2 separate regions of the Homo sapiens genome follow, and region 1 is linked to region 2. A link is a contact called in ENCODE Hi-C data. All regions are on one chromosome and are shown on one strand. Each heading gives the region's core, a stretch centred on a gene start or an enhancer-like site at or near the end of the contact. The rest is flanking DNA. Distances are from core to core; before and after follow the strand shown. Region 1 overlaps PALM2AKAP2 (PALM2 and AKAP2 fusion). Region 2 overlaps PTPN3 (protein tyrosine phosphatase non-receptor type 3).

The links. A loop is a pair of places that touch in the nucleus more often than their neighbours do. Pooled maps may share reads with other maps.
Region 1: a loop to region 2 is called in a map with no recorded cell type, with 4 times the contacts of the local background. The contact joins two enhancer-like sites. A Hi-C loop is called at or near these places in 10 of 37 single-sample maps with no recorded cell type and 7 of 50 pooled maps.

The regions. Positions count from the first base shown.
Region 1 is chr9:109,909,346-109,915,343 of GRCh38, forward strand. The region is part of intron 3 of PALM2AKAP2 (PALM2 and AKAP2 fusion); the gene reads left to right. Among named protein-coding and RNA genes, the nearest start is that of PALM2AKAP2, 130 kb to the left of the region's middle. Within about 2 kb of position 4,011, at least 13 of the 41 ENCODE cell types and tissues checked have a DNase peak (open chromatin) inside an H3K27ac peak, as active enhancers do.
Region 2 is chr9:109,409,234-109,415,351 of GRCh38, forward strand. PTPN3 (protein tyrosine phosphatase non-receptor type 3) reads right to left here. Exons shown (of 26, transcript NM_002829.4): 15 at 996-1,182; 16 at 766-843. Among named protein-coding and RNA genes, the nearest start is that of PTPN3, 86 kb to the right of the region's middle. RefSeq lists enhancers at 1,982-2,101, 2,622-2,721. Within about 2 kb of position 1,983, at least 2 of the 41 ENCODE cell types and tissues checked have a DNase peak (open chromatin) inside an H3K27ac peak, as active enhancers do.

The DNA.
Region 1 (5,998 bases), core at 2,761-5,260, 500 kb after region 2:
GTTCTTTTAAGATTCATTTTTGACTGAAAGAACTGAGCCGGAAGGTCTGCTTGAGGCTACTTCCAGTTGAGAAACAATTTATGTGTTCATTGAGACAGTCATTTACTCAACCAACACTTACTGAGAACTTTCAATGAGGCAGGTTCCTTGCTAGATACAGGCCAGCTAGATGCTAGAAGCCATCATCAAAGGAAGATGAAAAAGTGATGGTAATTATCCTCTAGAGGTTTGTAAACTGGAGTTAGGGAAGGGAGCCCAAAATCCATGAATGAGTGATTAAAATACAGTGGGATAAAGTTGGTGGTAGAAATATGTCCATGAGATATGGCAGCAAAGAAGAAGAGCACCTTCATGGGAAAAGTCCAAAGAAGACTTCCATAAAGAGATGATACCTGAGCAGATGCTTTAAAAATGAGTAGTAATTACCCATGGGAAGGGGAAGAGAGAGAACAAGGGCAATCCAGGCAGAGGGGTGGTATGAGCAAAGTCATTGAGCCAAACAAGGAAATCTTCATTTCTGCAGGTAAATGAGAGGCTGGGAGTGTGTCATATCCATGAGCTTTAGCAGAGAGCCCATGAGGGGTTTTCAGCAGGGGAGTGCTATTGTGGTGTGTCTAGGCACATTCTGGATTTTAGGGTGATGGGGCTGCATAGAAGCAGAGAGATTGGTTAGAAGGTTGTTGCAGGCATTTAGGAGAGAGCCTATACTAGGGCTGAAGAGAAGCAGCTATGAAAAGAGATTTGTGGGGCAAATTGGCTTGGTGGCTAATAAGACACTTAGTTGACCTGGTGACTAATAAGATACATGTACGTGATGATAGTAAGCGAGGGTCAAGCCAGAGGTGAAGACAACATCTAGGTTTCCCTCCTAAGTAGAATGGATTAACGGTGGTACCAGCATCTGAGCTAGAGAATAGGGAGGAGCAGCTCTATGGAGAAAGATGAGTTTGGTCCTGTATATGTTGTGTATGTGGACCATCCGGGTGGAGACATTCAAAATACAATTGTACATAAAGGCTGGAGTTCAGGAGAGATGCTGAAGATATAGTTTGGATAGATTTAAGCATGTTCGGTAGGAATTAAAGCATGAGGCTGGACATGAGTAGCCAAGAATTAAATGTTAATCAATAAGAACAATAAAACAAATAAACCTTTAGTGGTAGAGTAGGAGAAGAGGTGCCCATATGGAGAACATGGCGTCATGGTCTCTTCATCATGGAGGAAGAGTGATCAAATATGTTTTTAAAAACGAAGAAGTCAAACAGATCCACACCAAAGAGGGTCCGCTGGACGTGGCAGTCATGGACTTGACTAGGAGCAGACGCAGCAGGGCATGAGGGCAGAGGGACTGAGGCTGAGGCATGGACTTGACTAAAAGCAGATGCAGCAGGGCGGTGAGGGCAGAGGGACTGAGGCTGAGGCATGGACTTGACTAGGAGCAGACGCAGCAGGGCGGTGAGTGCAGAGGGACTGAGGCTGAGGAGGGGTCAGGATGTGAGGATGTTGAGGCAGTAAGAGATGACTGGCCTTGGGGAAGTCTGGAAGAGGGATTCAGCAGCAACTAGAACAGGATGCAGGGTCAAGAGAAGTTCACTTATTTTTAGTATGGAAAGAGATAATTCTTGTTTATTGACTAGCAGGAAGGAGGCATCTTGGAGAGAGGTGAAGACACAGGGGAGAGGGGATAGTTAATGGGGTATCCTCCCAGATCAGTCTGCACAAGCTCAGGTGCAGGGGTGGAGGCGCTGGCCTTCAACAGACAGTCTGAGTCAGAGGCTGGAGGTCAGAAGGTGTGGCTGGATGGGACTTTTTCTCTTCCTAGAAAAAAGGGACATTTTTAGGGGGAAAAGGAGGGGGTTTAAGCTATTGAGAAAAGTACTGCTTTGAAATGAAATAATCTCACTTTCCTGTAATCAAAACTCTTTATTTCTGATGAAACAGACTCAAATAAGAATCACAACAAAGAAATCAGTGCTCAGCTCAAGCCTGGAAATGATTTCCTACACGGAAATCCACTTGCACAGATTCTGATAGTGTGAGTCATGTGATTCCAGATGGAGTAAATACACATGAAAAGGAGAGAAAAGCTGGTGTCTCCATGGGCTGAAGCACACTTATGGAGAGAGAAATTTTCATTTATTTGTATTTGGGCTTCAATATGATTACATCACCATCAATAATGAAAAGTGCTGCCATGTCCCAGCTGTATACTTAGATCAAGATATAAATCAGTCCAATATTGTTCTTTTTTCTCACTGAATATCTAAATTTGTATATTTGAGGGGAAAGTAGAAAAACCAAGCCAAGATTTTAAAAATTACATTTACTATCACCATCTCCAAGTTACATTCACTATAGAATCCTTTAGAAGCATGTTCTTGGGTAGCTTTGCTTTTTATGCACTCAACAAATATTTATTGAGCATCTGTATGTACAGGGAAGAATGTGAGGTACAGTAACACAAAATATATAGTCCTATCTCTTAATAAGCCTGCACTTGGGAGAAGGTATAGATAGGGTTGGGAAGGATAAATATATTTTTAACACTCTAATACAAGGCAGAGTGTACCAAAAGTTAGAAATGCTGTGGAGAATCAGAATGAATGAACATACCAGGCTGGGTTGGGGGGCTGGGGGAATTATGGAAAACATTCCTAAAGAGATGTAATTTGATTTGGGCTTTTATTATGATATCTGTTTTCAGACAATGGAGTTGAGAGTGGGGAGTCCTTCCTGGCTTTGTCAGGAGCAGTTTGAGGTCTTGGCTGAAGACAGGAAGGCATAAGGCTGGAAAGGGGTGGGAGCAGAACATGGAGGGTGTGAACTTCCAGCCGAAGAAGTTTGATGGGGTTTGGGAAGGAGGTGAGAGGGAGCCACCAGGAAAGGATGTGAGCTGGACCTTTGGAATTCTTAAAGGGACCCTTGTCTTCTCTGCCATATTTCTGTCTCAGGGATGACGTGAGGAAAAAAAAAAAAGAGGAGGAAATGGGCTTGAGTTTCCACTGACACCTTACAGTCAAGGAAGGCCCTGTTCTTTCATAAGGAAAAGTGGAAATCCTCTGTTTACTTAAGGGCCATTAACATGTTTTCATATTAAAATACCAAATGATCTGCCGTGACTCCAGATAGACTCATCTAAATAAAAGGAAGCTGTTTCCTTACAAATTGAGTCACAAAGGATAAATATTTGTGGAGTGCCATAGAAACAAATGCGCTGTCTTCCTGAAATGTGGAAAATGAATTTTGTAGCATTGATTTGCATGAAAACAATATTCTTCCCAGTGTTCTACCTAGAATATTGAAATGGAGGTATTAAGATAGATGATAGATAGGACAGATAGATTGCTAGAGAGCTAGATTAGATAGATAGATAGATAGACAGACAGACAGACAGATAAGATAGATAGATCGATGAGGTTAAATATTCTTAGGATGGAAGAAGGGGTCAGATAATCACATCTCAGACAGATCTGGAATTCCAGGCAGCAGGAACTAATGAAGTGGTCTCTTCAGAGTTTTACCATGGGACGAATTCACCCCCGATTAGTTTTTATTCTTTGAGTCACTTCTCTCAAGACAAAGATCTTTGGGCAAGAGTTCAGTTGGCCTAGCTTAGATATGTTTCTACTCCTTGGCCAGGGATGTGAGCCTTCTGACCAATAGTTTCACCAAATCTACAAGGAACCCTAGAGAGACTTTTTTCCCAGTGGAGGAGCTGGATGTTGTTCCTAAAAGAAAAGGGCAGAGGGACCCTGGGCAGGCAAAATTTTCAGCTGCCTGCCACCTTAGCCCCTGTCCCCACACTCACTTCTGAACCACATGTGATCAGTCTTCTCTTCCCACCACATAACTGAAACTTCAAGGTCATGGGTGAGCTCTATGTTGTTAAGTCTTATTTATAGGAGCGATCAGCTCGCTGCACTGCAAGGCTGGAAAGGTGTTTAAAATGTATACTTAGGCATGTCTTGGCTCTTTCTGATATAATTCAGCTGGCAAAGGCTCTGGCAGGAAGCCAGACGGACACAAATAGCGCACCAAAGAGATGCTAAGACATGGGTGATTATAATTGTGCAAGGAGTAGAAACTTCTCTGCTGAGACTTTGGATGTGGCAGAGATTTGGGGAGTAGAAGGGGGGCAAAGCACAGTTCCAGCCAACCCCATTTACAGGCGTTGATTAGCAGTAATGAATTCACAACCTTGCAATTGCTCATTTTTTTTTCTTCTGCTGCTGAGTCATGGATAAGACTCTAAGCTCTGATTAGCTGTGATCCCTAATTCTCAGCACAATTCTAAGAGCATTCCTTCAAATTCAACAATATGTGGTAAGTGTCTTGTATTAATTAGGATTCCATGTGGATGCAAGGAACAGAGACCCACAATAACAGTGGCTTAAACAAGATGCTTATTTCTTTTTTTTTTTTTTTTTTTGAGACGGAGTCTGGCTCTGTTGCCCAGGCTGGAGTGCAGTGGCGCAATCTCGGCTCACTGCAAGCTCCGCCTCCTGGGTTCATGCCATTCTCCTGCCTCAGCCTCCCGAGTTGCTGGGACTACAGGCGCCCGCCACTACGCCCAGCTAATTTTTTGTATTTTTAGTAGAGATGGGGTTTCACCATGTTAGCCAGGATGGTCTTGATCTCCTGACCTCGTGATCCACCCACCTCGGCCTCCCAAAATGCTGGGATTACAGGCGTGAACCACCGCGCCCGGCCAAGATGCTTATTTCTCCCTTCAATAAAAATCCACAGGTCTGCAGTTATGTAAACATCCACAGGCATGCAGTTAAGAGCTGTTTGGTGGCTGTGCCCTGTGAATTCCTTAGGGACCCAGACCTGTTCCACTTTAACCCTAAAGACTGATCCTTGTCAACAGTGACCAAGATGGCAGTTTGTGCCTCAGCTGCATACATGTGCATTTCAGGCAAAGGATGAAGAAAGAACTGGAGAAGAAAGGGCTAAAGAAGATTCTAGGAGCTGACATATAGCACTTTCACTTACATGCCTTTGGCCAGAGCATGTGGCTACAAAGGATGCTGAGAGATGTGGCCTTTACTCTGTGTGGCCATATGCCCAGCTCAGCCACAGGAATGACATTGCTTTGAGAGAAGGGGAGGATGGAAATTGAGCAACTTAGCAGTCCCCTTTCCACTTTTACTTGTGCTGAATTCATAAACATGTGGGCAGCTTTCCTCTCCTCTGAGCAGCAAACACTTCTTCTGAGGTTCTTGTTTTGGCAGGTTGGCCAGACAGGCACCCCACTTGACTGCTCAACTATGAAACTGCAGTTCCAGAGAAGAGAACAGGTCTGAATTAAGCACCTTAAGCCAGTTGGTCAGCATCTCCTTTTATTCGGAGAGTAGTTACTGAGATTCAAACCCATGTCAACTGAGTAGCAATGTGTTTGGCTATAGGGTAGGGCGTAACCCTAGTCTATGTCTCTCAATAGTGAGTTATTTCATAAAGGCTCAGCCCATCGTCAGGAATATGCTGGTCTTGCGTAAGCCTTTTTCAGAAGTGTTCATAGGGTCCTGAGAATTTTGTGAGCACTTCTTTACTGCTTCTCTTGCCTCCTCTTTTAGTTGGTGCTGAGTTCACTGCATGAAGGGTCCCAGGAGTCCTCTTTCCCCTTGGTTTTTCTACTCCTTTCCTTTTCTGCTCTTTCTACCACCTCCTACTGCTGGACCTCTTTGTATCTGTACTCCACCATGGAAAATAAGTTTTGTTTGCCCCAGATCTTCCCATTTCCCAGAGTGGAGCCTTTATAATTCATGATGTTTACTAAACTTGATCTCTGCCCTTTCAAGGGATGGAACTCAGATAATGAAAGATATAGGGAGGGATACATTGCTTAAATCTGTGAGTGGGCATTACGATGGGCCTAAGTGTCCCAAGAGGGATTGGCTTGCCATGGGAGGTGGTGAGCTCCCCATGTGTGGAGAAGTTCAAGAAGGTGTGAAATAATCGTTGGGTGGAGGACAGTTCAAGGACTTCATGTTTCTGG
Region 2 (6,118 bases), core at 733-3,232:
GTGCCTGGAGGAGAGTGGTGGCCCTGCAGGTTGAACTTGAATTGTTTTTCTCTTATCAGCTTTAGCAATGCTGAGGGGTTCTCTTAATAGCATTCCTGAAGTGGGTAGATCTGTTTGCCAACTGTGTGCCCTCATTTCTGGGAACCTCAGTATTCATTTGCAAAATGGGTTTAAAAATACTGACCTTACCACTTGTTATCAGAACTTAAGAAGGTGCTATGAATCTAGTGGATAGCCAATGCCAGGCACAGAGCAGGCACTTGGCCTTCGGCAGCTGTTAAGGCCACATTAAAAAAAACCTCTCAATTCTAGGCTGGGTGCGGTGGTTCACGCCTGTAATCCCGGCACTTTGGGAGGCCAAAGTGAGTAGATTGCCAGGTGTTTGAGACCAGCTTGGACAACATGGTGAAACCCCATCTCTACAAAAAATATGAAAAAAATTAGCTGGGTATGGTGGTGCATCCCTATAGTCCCAGCTGAGGTGGGAGGATCACCTGAGCCTGGGGAGGTCAGCGCTGCAGTGAGCTGCGATCGTGCCACTGCACTCTAGGTTTGGGCGATAAAGTGAGTTTTTAAAAAAAAACAAAAAAAACCCCAAATATCTCAAACCAAACAAAAACAAAAAAAACCCCCAACTCTCAATTCTGAGGGTTGAACCAACTTCCTTATGTAGCTCAGGAATGCAGCACATTTGTAATGCAAATTAAAAACTCATTGAAAGATTGCTTCCCAGCACAAAACTTCCTTTATAAATACACAACATACCTTAAGATTAAATCCAAATTTTCCATCTTCATCTGGTGTGATACGGATCAAGACTAAGTAGCTGTCACCATTATCATTCTGGAAAACGGTTTGAAAGTGGTCATTTGCATCACATCTCTCTCCAGCAGTTGGTGATAAGATATTTTCATTTAGTTAGAGCTACTCAGCTGCCCACAAGAGGCCGGGAAGCCCTGGGTGTGTGGATCACCCGGCTGCCTGCGCTCGCTCACCTTGTCACAGTAGTACTGGCTGGCGTCCTCGGTGGAGCCCCCTTTGGTCACCCTGTGGAAGTCATCTAAGAGCTGCTGATCAACGCCGTCAGGTGAGCAGGAGCCTGGAGCATTTGAAGATGGAGACACAGAACTGGATGACTTCTGGGTCAGGTAGCTTTGTGCCGGATTGTTCTCGGATAAACTCCTTCATCATGGGGAAGGAGGAGATATTAATAACTGGGTTAATATTTTATTAGAGCAAACACTACTGACTGTAGGGGCCTGGCAGCTGGGGGCTGTATGTTTCCCTGGAACCTCAGCTGCATAGGTTGTCAGCGGGATTTGAGTACACCCAGGGCCCACTGACCACCCCTGACCGCATCTGGCCTAGACACTGTCACATGGTTTTGGGGAAAAGGGATAGGAGGCAGGGTGGATCTGGAAACTGCTGAAAACTTTGCTCCCTTCCCCGCTGCTTTAGAAGGGTGACAGGGAAATGTGTCCAGCTCCTCTGGTGGTTTCATTACTGAACCAGGCTCTGCCAGGCAAGCTCATGCAGATGCACAGCCCATCCCTTCTGAAAGCTTTTTTCCTTCTGTCTCACTTCTGCGGATGGTTCTGCTTCATAGGACTCTTGCCTCCTCAAAGGAAACAGGACTGTTGTTGTTGTGCGTTCAGGAGAATTTATATTATTCCTAGTTGGCATGATTTGCCTGTGACATCCATGAACTGCCACGCTGAGATCTTGTTACATTTTCCTCTATCGAATATAGTTTCTTCTGTATCGTGGAGCTGCACTGTCTAGTATGGTAGCCACTAGTTATATGTGGCTACTTAAATTTAAATAAATTAAGACAAGAAACCAGCCATACTTCACATGCTCACTAGCCATATGCGGCCAGTGGCTCCCGTATGAGACAGTGCAGTCAGAGAACATTTCACCACGGCAGGAAGTCCTGCTGGACAGCGCTGTCTTAGAGAGTTACAGATGATGAAAACGGAACAGAACTTTGTGGTCATTTGTTCTAACTCCCAGTTCACAGATGAAGAAGCTGAGGTCAGGAGAGGCTGAGTAACTTGCCCAGGGTCACATGGCTTTCCCCCGGCTTAGCAGACAGAAACCTGACCGATGTGCGTCCTAAGCCTTTCTTCCCTCTCCAGACCATGCAGAGCCCACTTCCAAGACCCCTATTTCTAACCCCTCAGAGTCACAGGGATTAACCATCCCTGCTGTCACTGTACAGGACAGGACCCTTGAGTCTCTGCATCACCCACACCAGCCCCTTCCGGAGCCACAGGCCCAGCACAGACACCTTACAGAGCTGATGACTATGGGGCTCTCCTACATTCTAAGACTCTGCCCCACCCTAACCTCATCCAAAGTGAAGTGAGGGGAGAAGCGCAGAGACCAAGTCATTCAGTGAAACCCAGACAAAAGACAGCTGCTACTGCCTCTTTCTTGACCTTCATTTCAAGCCCTTATCCATGGATTTTTTATGAAATTGGTGCTTCTCTTTCTCCTAGTGAGTTTAAATGAGCCTAATTTAAATATAAAATCTGTATCATAGTCACACAGAATGATTCATAATCACAATCTATTTGAATAAAATATTCAGTGACAGACCAATGGAGAAACACAGCGATACAGTAGGACAAGAGTCTGGCCTTATGGTGTCCAAGTGGCTGGTTGGGGGTAGGGTGTTATGGATGGGAAGGCATTTCAGAGACAGAGTATTTTGGAATTGAAGTTGTATACAAGTTTTCAGATTGAAAAAGCATGACTTTCACTTACGTAAAAGGAAGCTTTACAAAATTCCCCCCAAATACGGCATCTTTGCTGGGTTTCACTGTTTACAAGAGCATCACCCAGTGGCAGAAAGGGCAACTGCTTGGCAGTTACAAAACAAGTTAAAATGGTATTTCCAGTTCTCGTTCTGTCTGTCTCTGTCTCTGTCTCTACCTCTGTCTCCCTCTCTCTCCCTCCCTGCACCCCCCCAATCCATTTTTTTTTCTTTTGAGGTAGGGTAAAGCTCTGTTGCCCAGGCTGGAGTGCCATTACATGACCACAGCTCACTGCAGCCTCGATTTCCTGACTCAAGAGATCTTCCTATCTTGGTCTCTTGAGTAGCTGGGACCACAGGCATTCGCCATGTCCAACTAATTTTAATTTTTTTTTTTTTTTGAGTCAAAGTCTCGCTCTGTTGCTAGGCTGGAATGCAGTGGTGCAATCTCGGCTCACTGCAACCTCCGCCTCCCGGGTTCAAATGATTCTCCAACCTCAGCCTCCTGAGTAACTGGGACTACAGGTGCCCGCCACCACACCCGGCTAATTTTTTATATTTTTAGTAGAGACAGGGTTTCACCATGTTGGCCAAGATAGTCTCGATCTCTTGACCTCGTGATCCACCTGCCTCGGCCTCCCAAAGTGCTGGGATTACAGGTGTGAGCCACCATGCCCAGCCTTTTAAAAATTTTTTGTAGACACAGGGTCTCACTATGCTGCCTAGGCTGGTCTAGAACTCATGGTCTCAAGCAATCCTCCTGCACTGGCCTCCCTAAGCGCTGGGATTACAGGTGTGAGCCACCATCCCCAGCCCTATTTTTCTTTTTTGATTTAAAACTCAATGGTCTGTCTAAACTAGCCCATGGTACTAAATGACAACAGTACTACTACTATTACTATTGCTGCTAGTACTAATACTATATTCCAAGTCATTTTATGCCCTAACCTATTTTTTTTTTTTTTTGAGACAGAGTCTTGCCCTGTCGCCCAGGCTGGAGTGCAGTGGCACAGTCTCAGCTCATTGCAAGCTCAAGCTCCACCTGCCAGGTTCACACCATTCTCCTGCCTCAGTCTCCCATGTAGCTGGGACTACAAGCACCTGCCACCAATGCCTGGCTAATTTTTTTTTTTTTTGTATTTTTAGTAGAGATGGGGTTTCACCATGTTAGTCAGGATGGTCTCGATCTCTTGACCTTGTGATCTGCCCGCCTCGGCCTCCCAAAGTGCTGGGATTACAGGCATGAGCCACCGTGCCCGGCCTGCCCTAACCTATTTTCTAAGCAGGGTTGGAGGGGTTACTCTTAGTCATTTATTTCAACAAATGGCTGATTTTTGGCCTGCTCAACTGTGTACACAGGTGCTCTGTAGGGCGCGGTGATATTCTGTTCAGTGTGCAAGATGGACAGACAGACGAGGAAGAGGACATCAAATGAGGAGATGCAATGAGTAAGTGGCAGCTGGCCACAGCACAGGGTGGCCAGGGGTGAAGGCACCAAAGCCCTAGTGCCTCCTCTGTCGCTGGGCAGAATGCAGTGCGGCTGAGGAGCGCAGGGGAGTTGCCCCATGAATTCCACAAGTGGAGTGAAGAAAGGGGCAGGATGAGGGATGCAAGAAGATGGTGAGGATGGGATGGAGCCAATGACAAGGGGGAGGAAGGAGCAGAAGAGGTTTGTCCCTGAGGCAGGACGGGGAAGACACCATGGAAGAGCCAGTGTGGGACTGACCACATCCTGGTTCTTAGGGAGAAAGGGGCAGAGACAGAGAAATGTGAGACACAGACTGACCATCAGGCAGACAAACAAGTATTCACCCTCCAGAAAACACATGCTTCTGAACTGTAAAGGCAGCAGGCATCAGAAAGAAACACTCCCATGAAAGAGACACTCCCGCACGAAGCTCTCCCTAAACCCTAGAAAATTAAAGACCTCCCCGCCCCGCCGCCTGTGAAAGGAGGCAAAGTCCTGCTCTCAAATTGTGGTGTGATGGAACAGGGGCCCTGTTTTGGGAGCTTCTCAAGGTCAGGAGACCCTAGTGCTCTTTCTGTTCCTCTCCTAGTACTCGGAACACAGGACCAGGCACACAGGGAGTACTCAACTGAAATGCTGAGTGAATGAAGAATAAAGCCTCTTGGCAAGGTACCAAGAGGATCACCCGAGGTGATTGGGTGAGTTACTCTAAAAGAGCAAGGAATTTACTCAGGAATCTGGAAGCTCAGGTGCAAAGTGAAGGCGAGTTAAATGGTTCTCATCTGCAAGATCAGAGCTTCTGAGAATGTGCTGTGCACAGGAACCAGCTGGGGTCCTGCTGAATGCAGAGTATGATTCGGCAGGCCTGTGTGGGTCTGAGATTCTGCATTCCGACCAGCTCTCAGGTGCTGCAGCTGCTGGCCTGTGGCCACAGCTGGAATAGCACGGCGCTAGAGGAACTCATACCAGTTCACCCAGAGGGCACAGTTTCTTCTGAATAAAATTCCTGGAGAAATTTCCCACATGGCTCCTCACATAAGGGTCCTTGAGTAACAGAAAGAAGACTGTCTTCCAATACACATTTTTATGATGTGGAGACAGTCACCACAGGAAACAGCTCATCTGGGGCTGTAATAAATGCCAAGGGCACAAGATCAAAGTGGCAGAGGGGATATGGTTCAGGTATGGTGCTTTATGAGCTCACAGTCTTTCCTGCTGGAACAACAGATCATGAATCTGTCTAGGCTTCCCCTATAGATATCAGACACCTCACTGGCAAGAAAGCACTTGCTAAACCTCGGTCAATTCATCCCTGAATTCTCTGAGGAGAATTTCTCATTGACAGATGCCCTGCAGGGGCACCTACCACATAGTCCTGCTCACAGGTGACAGTTACCAAACTTGTCAAAGTAAATATGTTTGAGTTCTTGGGGTACAGATAAATATGGTGTGATGTTGCTCATGTGATATGGACACATGATGTGGAAGTGGCAGAGGGGGCATCCCATTGTGAAAACTTAGGAGTTTGTATCTCGGGGCCCCATCTAGTTTCATCTAACCATTTGTCCGTCTGTCCGTCCGTCCGTCCGTCCATCCGTCCATCCGTCCGTCCATCCAACCATCCATCCATCCATCCATCCATCCATCCATCCATCCATCCATCCATCCAAATAGTCACTGAATGTCTATTAAATGCCAAATAACCATGTCAGGTTTTAAGGAAGGAGAGGTGAATAGGGCACTATCCCTGCCCTCAAAGAATTCACTGTCCAAAGGAGAAGAAATACAATTAACCAAGTAATAATATTATCATGTTACAGTGGAGATGCTCAGATGTCTAGGGTACTGTGTAAGGCCAGGAGAGGCTTCCTGGAGCAGGTGCACTTGAGCTT